Linked DNA regions of Homo sapiens: region 1 is linked to region 2. A link is a contact called in ENCODE Hi-C or POLR2A ChIA-PET data. All regions are on one chromosome and are shown on one strand. Each heading gives the region's core, a stretch centred on a gene start or an enhancer-like site at or near the end of the contact. The rest is flanking DNA. Distances are from core to core; before and after follow the strand shown. Region 1 has its middle 19 kb from the start of RFX7. Region 2 overlaps RFX7 (regulatory factor X7).

Region 1 (5,854 bases), core at 2,937-5,436, 54 kb before region 2:
CCAGGCAGTGGAGGTTGCAGTAAGCCAAGACTGCACCACTGCACTCCAGCCTGGGAGACAGAGTGAGACTCTGTCTCAAAAAAAAAAGAGAGAAATTACATAATGACAAGCAACCAATTCACCAAGAATATACAAAAAAATGCATAATAATCACACATCTAACAAAAGATTTGCAGAATATAGGAAGTAAAATCTGACAGAATAAAAGGTATTAGATAAGTCCAAAATTATGGTTGGTGGCTCAGAGCACCCAAGAACTGTGGTATCATATCAAAAGGTCTTTTGAATCAACACTTTTCTCACTGTAATCAATAAAGCAGTAGGAATGAAAATCAGTAAAGGATTAAAAAGCCTGAACAATACCATCAACCACCTTGACCCAACTGATATTCATATAATAGGCCACCCACACAAGAGAATATTCTTTTCCAAAAATATGAAACCTTCACCAAGATAGACGATATTCTGGGCCTTAAAACAAACAACAATACATTTAAAAGAATTAAAAATCATATGAAGTATAACAGAATTAAAGTACAAATAAAGATTTCTGAAAAAAATCCTATTTGGAAATTTTTATAAAATCTCTTCTAAATAATTAATGGGTCACAGAAGAACTTACAAAGAAAATTGGAAAATAGTTGCAATTGAATCAACATGAAAAAACATCATATCAAAATTATTGGGATGCAGATAAAGCTGCCCTCATAGTGAAAGTTTTAGCATTAATGCTTATATTTAAAAACTATAGAAAGGCATGGTAGCTTATACCTGTAATCCCATCACTTTAGGAGGCCAAGGCAGAAAAATCGCTTGAGGCCAGGAGTTCGAGACCAGCCTGGGCAAGAGGAGGAGACCCTGTCTCTACAAAAAATAAAAAATAAAAAAAAAGCTGGGCCTGGTAGCACATTCCTGTAGTTTCAGCAACTCGGGGAGGCTGAGGCAGGAGGATTGCTCCCATCCAGGAGTTCAAGGTTACAGTAAGCTATGGTACCACTACACTCCATGCTGGTACCACTACACTCCACAGTGAGACCCTGTTAAAAAAAAAAAAAAAAGAAAGAAAAGGAAATCAGAAAGTTCTCAAATCAATGATCTGAGCTTTTATCTCAAGAAAGCAGAAAATTTTTAAGGAAAAGTGAAAGAGCTAGTACACAAAAAACTGAAAAGAAGAACAAAATTGGAGGACTTACTACAAGATTTCAAGATTTACTATAATCAAGTAACCAAGACAGAGGGTGATATTGGTGAAAGGACAGACATAAACAACAGTGGAACCAAACAGTCCAAATACAGACCCTTGTACATATAACCAGCTGATTTTTAACAGAATTGCAAAGGCAATTCCATAGAGAAAAGACTGATTATCTTTCTAAAACATAGTGTGGAAAAGGACATCTGTTGGAAAAAGAAAACAAAATCTCAACACATGCCTCAGAACATACACAAAAAATTAAGTCAAAATGGATGACAAATATAAATGAAATATTGAATCTATAAAACTACTGCAGTATAATGTAGGATAAAGTCTTTGTGACATTAGGTCACACATGTCTCAGAGATTACTTAGTCAATAATTTTTGTGGACTGTGAACCATAAAAGCAAAAACTGATAAATACTTGTCCATCAAAATATTTGAAAACTTTTAAACTTCAGCTCTTCAAAAGACCATGTAAGAAAATTAAAGACAAGCAACAGACTGAGAGAAAAATATCTGAAAAACTCTTATCATTTAAAGGTCTCCTATTCCAATACATAGAACATTCTAAAAACTCAATATGAAGAAATCAAACAACCCAGGGAAAAAACTTTGTGAAAGATTTGAGCAGATACTGTATGAAAATAAGGCATGTGGATGACATATAGGGACATAAAAAGGTGTTCTACATTAGTAGTGCTTGGGGAAATACAAATTAAAACCACAATGAAATTCCACCACACACCTATTAGAATGGCAAACAAAAAACTTGACAATACCAAAGGCTGATGAAGATGTGGCACAAATTGGAATCCTTATTCATTATTGCTGGGAATTCAAAAACGGTGCGACTATTTTGGAAATGAGTTTTCAGTTTCTTAATTTAAATGTATACTTACATGGCACAGCAACTCAACTCCTAGGTATTTACACAAGAAAAAGGAAAATGGGTTCACATTAAAACCTATATGGGAATGTTTATAGCAACTTTTTCCAAAGTCACCAAAGACTGGTAACAAGCCAAATGTATTATTCATAGTTGCCAAAAAGTGGAAATAACCCCAAAAATGTCTTTCACCTGGTGAATGGATAGACAAATTGGTATATCCATGCAGTGATACAGTACTCATTAATAAAAAACAAATGGCAGAAACAATAACATAAATGAACTGAGATGTATAATTCTACATAAAAGAAGCCAAACACAAAATGCTTCATATTATATCGTTCCACTTATATGATATTTTATAAAGGTAAAACTAGAGGGATAGAAAAGAGGTCAGTAGTTGTCAGGATCTGAGGATATGGGGAAGGGCTGATTTCAAAAGGGCACAAACAAATTTGGGGGAATGATGGAACTGCTCTATACCTTGATTGCGGTGGTAGTTACATAACTATGCATTTCTCAAAACTCATAGAACTATCTAGTAAGAATGGTGAACTTTACTGTATGGAAGTTGTACCTCAATAAACCTGAATTAAAGAACAACGAATAAAGAAAGAAACATCAAATAAAAATATAATTAACCCCAAGAAAATTAGGAAAGGAAAAAGAACAGATGAGAGAAATAATTTAAAAACAGAAACAAAATGGCAAACGTAAAGTCAATTACATAAGTAATTACATGAAGTATGAACGGACTAAGCACACCAGTGAAAAGGCAAAGATTTTCAGACTGTATTTTAAAAAAACAACCCGTGGCCAGGCACGGTGGCTCACGCCTGTAATCCCAGAACTTTGGGAGGCCAAGGCAGGTGGATCACCTAAGGTCTGCAGTTCGAGACCAGCCTGACCAACATAGAGAAACCCTGTCTCTACTAAAAATACAAAATTAGCCGGGCATGGTGGCAAATGACTGTAATCCCAGCTACTCGGGAGGCTGAGGCAGGAGAATCGCTTGAACTCGGGAGGCAGAGGTTGCAGTGAGCCATGATCGTACCACTGCACTCCAGCCTGGGCAACAAACCAAAACTCCGTCTCAAAAAACAAAAACAAAAAAAACAGCCACGTGTGTTGTTATTCTTTAAATGTAAGTACAGAGACTGAGTGAAAGCAAAAGAATGGTAAAGATATTATCATGCAAACAGCAACCTAAAGAAAGTTTGTGGTTATATTAATATCAGACAAAGTAAACTTTAAGGCCAGAAGTGTACTAGAGATAAAGGATGGCATTTTATAAAGATCGAGGGATCAATTCAACAGGAAAACACAACAATCCTAAATTTTTATGTCCATAGTAACCTAGTATCAAGTAATATAAGCAAACATTAGTAGAAGTAAAGGAAAAACAGACAAAATCTTAATCAGTGTTATACCTATCTCTGGTGTGTTAGATGCAAGAGGATAATTAGATAACGAAAATTAGAAATTATATAGAATATTTGAACAAAATGATTAACCAATTTGACCTACTTGATATATCGATATGACACTACACCTAACCACTGTAAAATACAGTTCTTTTCAAGCACATATAAAATGTTTGTCAAAATAGGCTATATGCTATGCATAAAACAAGCCTGAACAAGCTTCAAAAGTATTGAAATCACATAGGATATGTTCTCAGACCATGGTGGAATTAGCCTGAAAACCAACTAATAGAAACATGACTAGAAGATCTGAAAATGTCTGGAAATAAAACAAAGCTTTTCTAAATAAACCAGTACTCAAGATAATGAAAATGAAAATGCGACTCATCAAAATTTATGTGGTGTAGCTAAAGCAGTGTGTGCTGGTTACTGAATTATTGCCTCTCTGCTCCAATTCCTCATTTGCCTGTTGTGTGAAAATGCGTTTTGGCCCTTTAAATATTTGTTCTTGCCAGCTGGAACTTTGTCATTACAGGGCACTAGAAATATACTGCAGGAGGAAAACATTTTTTGCTTCCTGGTTCTCGTGTGCTTGCTTCTCCAGGATGCATAGTTTTCCCTAGTACCAAGTTTCTGTAGTTCACAGTGGCCAGCCACACCCAGCAACCAGCAGGCAGTTGTGTAGCAGAATGACTCCACTGAGACATCTCCCCATGAATGCCTTTCACTGGCACCCCAGAAGGTGGAATTCCAGTACATTTCGTCAGTACAGCACCATGGCAACTTCTCTGGCATCCAGTGAGCCACAGCAGTGCCCTCTACAACAGGGTGTTGATCTTAGGCCTGGGTGGCATATTCCTTGGGTCGGCTATCTCAGCTCCAAGGGAAGAGGCTGTAACCTACATCTACTATTCCTATATCCTTTGGGATCCTCTTCTTGCTAGCCAGTCTCTCATTACTTCAATGACCTGGTACAGTTAATAATTTTTTTTTTTTGAGACAGTCTCTCGCTCTATTGCCCAGGCTGGAGTGCAATGGCGTTAGCTTAGCTCACTGCAACCTCCCCTTCCCAGGTTCAAGTGATTCCCATGCCTCAGCTTCCCGAATAGCGGGACTACAGGCACATGCTACTGCGCCTGGCTAATTTTTGTATTTTTAGTAGAGATGAGGTTTCGCCATGTTGGTCAGGCTGGTCTCGAACTCCTGACCTCAAGTGATCCACCTGCCTTGACCTCTCAAAGTGCTAGGATTACAGGCATGAGCCACTGCGCCTGGCCTAATAATTATTATATTATTATTTTTTGGTTAAAATTACTGTGTGGGTTCTCTCTGATTGGATTTTTTTAATTCACAATGATTAGAAGAAAGTTGACTTTACATGCCTATATCAGAAAAGAAAAAAAATCAAAAATTAATTTCTAAGTTACCATCTCAAGAAGTTAGAAAAAGAACAGAAAATAGAGGGAAATTAATAAAAATGAAAACAATAATTGATGAAATAGCTGACATAAAATTGAGAAAAATCAACAAAGCCAAAGCTTTTTTTAAAAAAAGAATATCAATAGATTTGATAAACTCTTAGCAAGACCAATCAAGAGCAAAAGTATAAATTACTAATATCAGAATCAAAGGGCAATATCCCTACAGATCCTACAAAACTAAAAAGATAAATCAGAAATATTTTGAATAATTTTATATAAATACATTTGACAATCTATATAAAATGAATAATTTATATAAAATCACGTCATCTAAACTGATAAAAGAAAAATTAAAAGAAATAAAAATCATTGTTAAATATATTCTATCTACAATTTAAAACTTACCCTCAAAGAAAATTTGAGCTTCGATATATTTAGTGGTGAATTCTCCAAAACATTTAAGAAAAATATATCAATCCTACATAACCTCTTTCAGGAAAGAAAGAAAAAACGCTTCCTCCTAATTCATTTTTTTGAGGCTAGAACAACCCTAACACAAAAATATGACAAAGATATTATAATACAAGAAAGTTACAAGCTAATAATTCTTACGAACATAGGGACAAAAATTAGAACAAAGTATTAAATAATCAAATCCAAAGAATATGTAAAAAGGATAACATATCATAACCAATTTGGTTTATTCTAGGAATAAAAAATTGGTTTAAAAAGTTAATCAATATAACTTACTTCACTAAATTATATTTGCTTTTTTTATGTAAATAATAAAATAATAATGAAAGTAAAAATCACTGATCACCTCAATAGATGCAAAAAGGCCTCCAATTAACCACTAGTTCATAATAAAACTTCTCAGCAAATTTGAAATATAAGCGAACTTTTTAATATGATAAAGTTTATGTA
Region 2 (6,565 bases), core at 2,650-5,149:
CTGATGTGTCTTTTGTAAATATTTTTTTCTCCATCTGTAGCTCAACTTTCTTTTCTCTTGGCAGTGTCTTCTGCAAAACAGAAATTTTTAATTGTAATGAAGTCCAGCTCATCAATGCTTTCTTTTATGGATAGTGCATTTGGTGTTATATCTAAAAAGTCACAAACACAAGGTCATCTAGTTTTTCTTCTATGTTGTGTTCTAGGATAAAGTTTTGCATTTTACATGTAGGTCTGTAATCCATTTGAGTTAATTTTTGTGATGAGTGTATGATCTGTCTCTAGTGTTTTTGTTTGTTTTGTTTTTGCATATGGATATTCACTTCTAGCACTATTTGTTGAAAAGACTGTTTTTTCTTTGTTGTATTGCCTTTGCTCCTGTGTCAAAGATCAGTTGGCTATATTTCTGTGACTCTTCTGAAAAGGACTGTAGAGGATTGATATACTTTCTTTTTTAAATGTTTGGTAGAACTTACCAGTGAACCCATCCAGACCCTTTGCTTTTGGTTTGGAAAGATTATTAATTATTGATTCATTTTCTTTAACAGCTATAGCCCTTTTCACATTTTCTATTTCTTTTCTGATTTTGCAGATTGTGTCACCCAGGAACTAGTTCATTTAATGTATGTTATTACATTTGTTGGCATAGAATTGTTCATGTAATTCCTTTATTATCTTTTTAATGCCAGGGGATCTGTAGTGATGTCCCGTCTTTGATTTCCAGCATTAGTAATCTGTGTATCTTTTTCTTTTTTAAGCCTTCTTTTCCTAGTTTCCTACGATGGAAGCTTAGGTTATTGATTTTAGGTCTTCTTTTCTAATATATGTATTCAGTGCTATAAATTTCTTTCTAAGTACTGCTTTTGTTGTTTCTCACAAATTTTGACATGTTGCGTTTTCATTTGAATTAAAGTATTTTACAATTTCTCTCAAAATTTCTTCTTTGACTTACGCGTTATTTAGAAGTGCATTGTTTAATTTCCACGTATTTTGGAATTTTTCAGCAATCTTTGTTTATGATTTAATTCCTCTGTGGTCTGAGGGGAGATACTCTATAATTTCTATTTTTAAAAAAATTTGTTAAGATGTGTTTTAATGCCCAGAATATGATCTGTCTTGGTGAATGTTCCATGTGAGCTTGAGAAGAATGTGCTGTTTTTGGATGAAGTGCTCTATAAAAGTCCTTTATATCCCATTGGTGGTGGTGTTGAGTTCAACTCTGTCCTTCCTGATTTCATACCAGTTGGACCTGTTCATTTCAGATAGAGGGATATTGAACTCTTCAGAACTCTTCAAGTGTAATAGTCTATTCTGTTTCTCCTTGCAGTTCTCTGTTTTTGCCTTACATACTTTGAAGTTATATTATTAGGTTCATATACATTTAGGATTGTTACGTCTTCTTGAAGCATTCACCTATTTATCACTATGTAATGCTCCCCTTGCTTTGAAGCCTGCCTTATCTGAAATTAATATGTTAACTCCTACTTTCTTTTGACTAGTATTAGCATGACATATCTTTTTCCATCCATATACTTTTAATCTGTATGTATCCTTGTATTTAATAAAGTTGGCTTTTGTAGACGACATATAATTGGGTCTTATTTCTTGATCCACTCTGACAGTGGTGTCTTTCAATTGGTGCATTTAGACCATTGACATTCAAAGTAATTATTTATATAGTTGGATTAATATTTATCATATTTGTTATTTTCTATTTATCGTCCTTGTTCTTTGTTTTTATTTTTGTCTTCCTCTCTTTTTTGTTTTGCCTTTTGTGGTTTTGATTGAGCATTTTATTTGATTCTATTTTATCTCTTTTATTGGCATACTAGTTATATTTCTTTCTTTGCGTTTTTTAGTGTTTGCCCTAGAGTTTTCAGTATACATTTACAACTAATCCAGGTCCACTTTTAGTTAACGTCATACTGCTTCACAGGTACTGTGAATACATTATAATAACAAAATAATCCTAATTCCTGCCTCTGGTTTCTTATATTACTACTGTCATTAATTTTGTTTATATAGAAGCATATGTGTCTGTATAAGAGCATACATAATTCAGTACATTGTTCCTGTGATTGTTTTGAACAAATTATCTGTTGGATCAATTAAAAATAAGAAACATTTAAAACTTGATTTTACCTGCACTTTTTCCTTCTCTGATGCTTTTTCCTTATTTACACAGATTTGCATTTTGACCTTTATTATTTTCCTTCTCTCTAAAGAATTCCTTTTACAGTTCTTGCAAGGCAAGTCTACTGGCAACAAATTCCCTCGATTTTTGTTTTTGTGAGAAAATATTTCTTCTTCACTTTTGAAAGAACATTTTGCAGGTGTTAGTATTCTAGGTTGGGTTTTTTTTTTTTCTCTTGACACTCTCGAGTGTTTCACTCCACTCTCCTTCTTGCATGGTTTATGAGAATCAGATATAATTCTTATCTTGGCTCCTGTATAGGTATGGTATGTTTTTCCTCTAGCTTCTTTCAAGATTTTTTCTCTATCTTTGATTTTCTGTAGTTTTGAGAATTATATGCCTAAGTATAGTTTTTTTGTTTGTTTTGTTTTGCTTTTGACATTGATGTTGGTTGACGTTCTCTGAGCTTCCTAGATCTGTGGTTTGGTGTCTGACATTAGTTTGGGGAAATTCTTTTGTCATTATTGTTTCAGAAATTTCATGTATTACTCTTTTTCCTATCCTTCTGGAATTTCCATTACACATATGTTACACCCTTTGTAGTTATCCCACAGTTCTTGGATACTCTGTTCTGGGTTTTGTTTTCTTTTGTTTTTTCAGTCTTTTTTCTCCTTGCTTTTCAAATTTGGTGGTTTCTACCAAGTTAAACCTCAAGCTGAGATTCTAACCTCAGCTGTGTCCAGCCTACCATTAAGTCCATCAAACATTTCTGGTAGTGTTTCTAATCTCTTGACATTTCTTTTTAGTTCTTATAATTTCTATTTATTTATATTGCCCATCTGTTCTTGCAGTCTGTGTACTTTATCCATTAGAACCCTTAGCATCTTAATCATAATCATTTTAAATTCCTGGTCTGATAATTGCAACATCCCTGCCACATTGGACTATGTTTTTGCTGTTTGCTGTGCTCTTGAAACTGGATTTTGCCTTTTACTGCCTTATAACTTTTTCTTAATAACCAGGTGCGAGTTACTGAATAAAAGGATCTGCTGTAAATAGGCCTTTAGTAATGTGGTAGTAAGGTATGTGGGGGAGCATTCTATAATGTTATCTTGAGGTCTCAGTCTTTTGGAAAGCCTGTACCTCTGCCCTGTAAACTTCACAAGTGCTTCTCAGTCTCTCCAGTGCCCCCTTACTTGGAACAGGATGGCTAGACTGGTCTGGAGTTGGGTTTTGCCTTTTGCCCAGGTCAGTTATGCTCTGATGAAGCTCCAGCAGGATAGGCTCTGGTTGATTTAATTTCTCCTGAGGGTAGCGTTATTAGGAACAGAATGCTTTGGCATATTTCACAATGATTCCTTTTCTCCTTCCCTTGTCTAAGGCATGAAAGTTATCTCCAATATTCAGAGGAGGTTTTTCTTAAATATTCACTGGGAAAACCTGGTCAAGCTCTTGGAGGTAAAAGTGTGGAGATGCTTGATTACTGGATTTCCCTGGAGTTTATCTCAGACTTGTTCATTCTGAGCCTCTTGTAATTCATCAGTTATAGTTTGTTTACCTCCTTTGGTACAGATTCTCATGCAGGTTTGTGGCTTGTGGGTTTCTGCTCCAGCAAGCTACAATTCTCTGCATTTTCCTATTGGTCTTTCCCATTTGGGGGGTTTGTGATTTGACCCCTGATCTTACCACTCTGACAAATCCTAAGAAGAGTTGTTGATTTTTCAGTTTTTTTCGGCTTTTTATCTTGTAGGGCTTAGTGTTGACTTACAGCTTCTTACATGCTGGACCAGAAACCAGAAGTCCTAGCTCTTTTTAAAAAATTAATCTGCTTAACAGTCTTTTGTAGAGCACAAGTCCAATTTATCAGTTTTTCTTTCTATGGATAATATGTTTGGTGCCAAGTCTAAGAACTTTGCTTTGCCCTAGATCTGAAAGAGTTTATTGCTTTTTTTCTCAAATGTTTTGTATTTCTATGTTTTACATTTAAGTCTGTGATCCATTTTGAGTTAATTTTTCTGTAAGGTATGAGGCTTAGCTTGATGTTAATTTTTTAAAAATTTGTTTTAATTATAGTAAAATGCAACTAAGATAAAATTTACCACTTTAGTCATTTTTAAGAGAACAGTTCAGTAGCATTAAGTACAGTCACATTGATTGTAGCCATCAACACTAGCCATCCACAGAACTCTTTTCATCTTGCAGAATTGAAACTCTGTACCCATTAAACAATACCCCCCCATTTCCTCCTCCTTCTAGTCTCTGATACCCACAGTTCTACTTTCTATCTCAGAATTTCACTACTCTAGGTACCTCATGAAAGTGAAATCTTACAGTGTTTGTCTAGTTTGGGGTCTTTTTTAATTTTTAATTTGACATAGTTATTTTAATAGTACATGTATGTATTTATGGGTAACATGAGATATTTTGATACAGGAATGCAAAGTGTAATAATCACATCAGAGTAAATGGGGTATCCATCATCTCATGCATTTATCCTTTGTGTTACATACAGCCCAGTCATACTTTAGTGATTTTTAAATGTTCAGTTATTTTTTACTGTAATCACCCTGTTGTGCTAGCAAATGCTAGGTCTTATTCTATTTTTTTTTTGTAACTATTAACCATCCCCACTTCCCCACACCCCACCCCCAACCCCAACCTTCAAGCCTCTGGTAGCCATCCTTCTTCTCTCTCTCTCACTTTCTCCCCATGAATTCAGTTGTTTTAATTTTTACCTTCCACAAGTAAGTGAGAACATGTACTGTTTTTTTTTTCTGTACATGGCTTATTTCACTTAAAATAATGACCTCTAGTTCCATCTATATTACTGCAATGACAGGATGTTGTTCTTTTTTATGGCTGAATAATACTCCATTGTGTATATGTACCACATTATCCATTCATCTGTTGATGGACACTTAGGTTGATTCCATATCTTGACCATTGTTAATAGTGCTGCAGTAAACATGGGAGTGCAGATATCTCTTTGACATACTGATTCCTTTCTTTGGGCTATATAGCTAGCAGTGGGATTGCTGGATAATATGGAATCTCTATTTTTAGTTTTTTGAGGAGCCTCCAAACTATTCTCCATCATGATTGTGCACCAGCCACTGTGTCCCCCTAACAGTGTATGTGGTTTCTCTTTTCTCCCCATCCTTGCCAGCATTTGTTATTGTTTTTCTGTGACTGGCTTATTTTACTTAGCATAATGTCTTCAAGATTCATTTATATTGTAGCATGCATCACAATGTTTTTCTTTTTTATGTCTGATGAATAATATTCTATTGTATATGTGTATCATTTTTTTTTGTCCATTTATCCATCAATAGACACATGCATTGCTTCCACTTTTTGGTTATTGTGAATAGTGCTGCTCTCAACATTAGTGTACAAAGGTCTGTTCTAGTCTGTGCATTTATTCTTTTTGATACATACTCAGAAGTGGAACTGCTGGATCATATGGTAATTTTAATATTTTGATGAACCACCATACTGTTTTCCATAACAGCTACACCATTTTCCATCCCTACCAGCAGTACACAAGGATTCCACTTTCTTCACATCTTTACTAACACTTGTTAATTTTCTGGGTTTTTATATAATTTTTATTTTTAATAGTAGCTATCCTAATGGATGTGGGGTGGTATCTCTTTTTTTAACCTGTGAGTGTCTGATTGCTTTAGCACCATTTGTTGGAAAAGCTGTCTTTCCTCCATTTAATAACTTTCACTTCTGTCAAAACTCACTTGAGCATATTTGAGTGAGTTTATTTCCAGGTTCTTAGTCATGCTTCACTAATATATGTTTCTGTCCCTCTGCTAATAGCAGGGTAGTGACTAGCTTCATAAAATGAATTGGGAAGTTTTCTCTCATCTTCTGTTTTCTGTAAAGGAATGTGTAGAATTGGTGTTAGTTCTTAAATGTTTAGTAGAAATCTCTAGTGAAAACATCTGGGCATTTACATTCAATTTTAAAGTTTTGTTAGTCAAACTTGTGTCAACATAATGAGAGTGAAAGGGTAAAATCACTCTGGGAGGAGAAGTGAGAGAAGATAGTTGCAATATAACTGAAAGAAGGTTAGTATTTGAGATAAAGACATTTTACAGATTTCTAAGAGAGAAACAAAATTTGGGCAAAAAGCATAATCAGGCATTTCATGGAAAGGAAATGTGTTCAAAAACCTAGAGAAACTTGTTCAGACTTGTTAGTTCTCAGGGAAAGGCAAATTAAGACAGCCTTTTCCTACCCACTGGAATTGGCAAAACTTGAGTTTCCTGCTACTGGCAATTACAGCTATCTGCTCTGAAAACTAAAGTGTTACTCACAACTTCATTTTATGTTCTCTCTCCTTTGGTGATGTAGAAAGAGCATTTAATTCAGACCAGGGATTTGGAGAAATTAGACAATATTTTTTGGAGTATGTGCTTTG

The links. Hi-C counts contacts between places; a loop is a spot of excess contacts on that map. ChIA-PET counts read pairs that join two places held with the same protein, here RNA polymerase II (POLR2A). Pooled maps may share reads with other maps.
Region 1: a loop to region 2 is called in a pooled map, with 2.3 times the contacts of the local background. The contact joins two enhancer-like sites. A Hi-C loop is called at or near these places in 2 of 50 pooled maps. POLR2A ChIA-PET finds 5 or more read pairs at or near these places in 4 of 52 experiments (H1, OCI-LY7, Panc1 and 1 more).

Annotation. Positions count from the first base shown.
Region 1 is chr15:56,260,368-56,266,221 of GRCh38, reverse strand. It overlaps a transcript of TEX9 not described here. Among named protein-coding and RNA genes, the nearest start is that of RFX7, 19 kb to the right of the region's middle. Within about 2 kb of position 4,186, at least 2 of the 41 ENCODE cell types and tissues checked have a DNase peak (open chromatin) inside an H3K27ac peak, as active enhancers do.
Region 2 is chr15:56,205,090-56,211,654 of GRCh38, reverse strand. All of the region lies in intron 2 of RFX7 (regulatory factor X7), which reads left to right. Among named protein-coding and RNA genes, the nearest start is that of RFX7, 36 kb to the left of the region's middle. Within about 2 kb of position 3,899, at least 3 of the 41 ENCODE cell types and tissues checked have a DNase peak (open chromatin) inside an H3K27ac peak, as active enhancers do.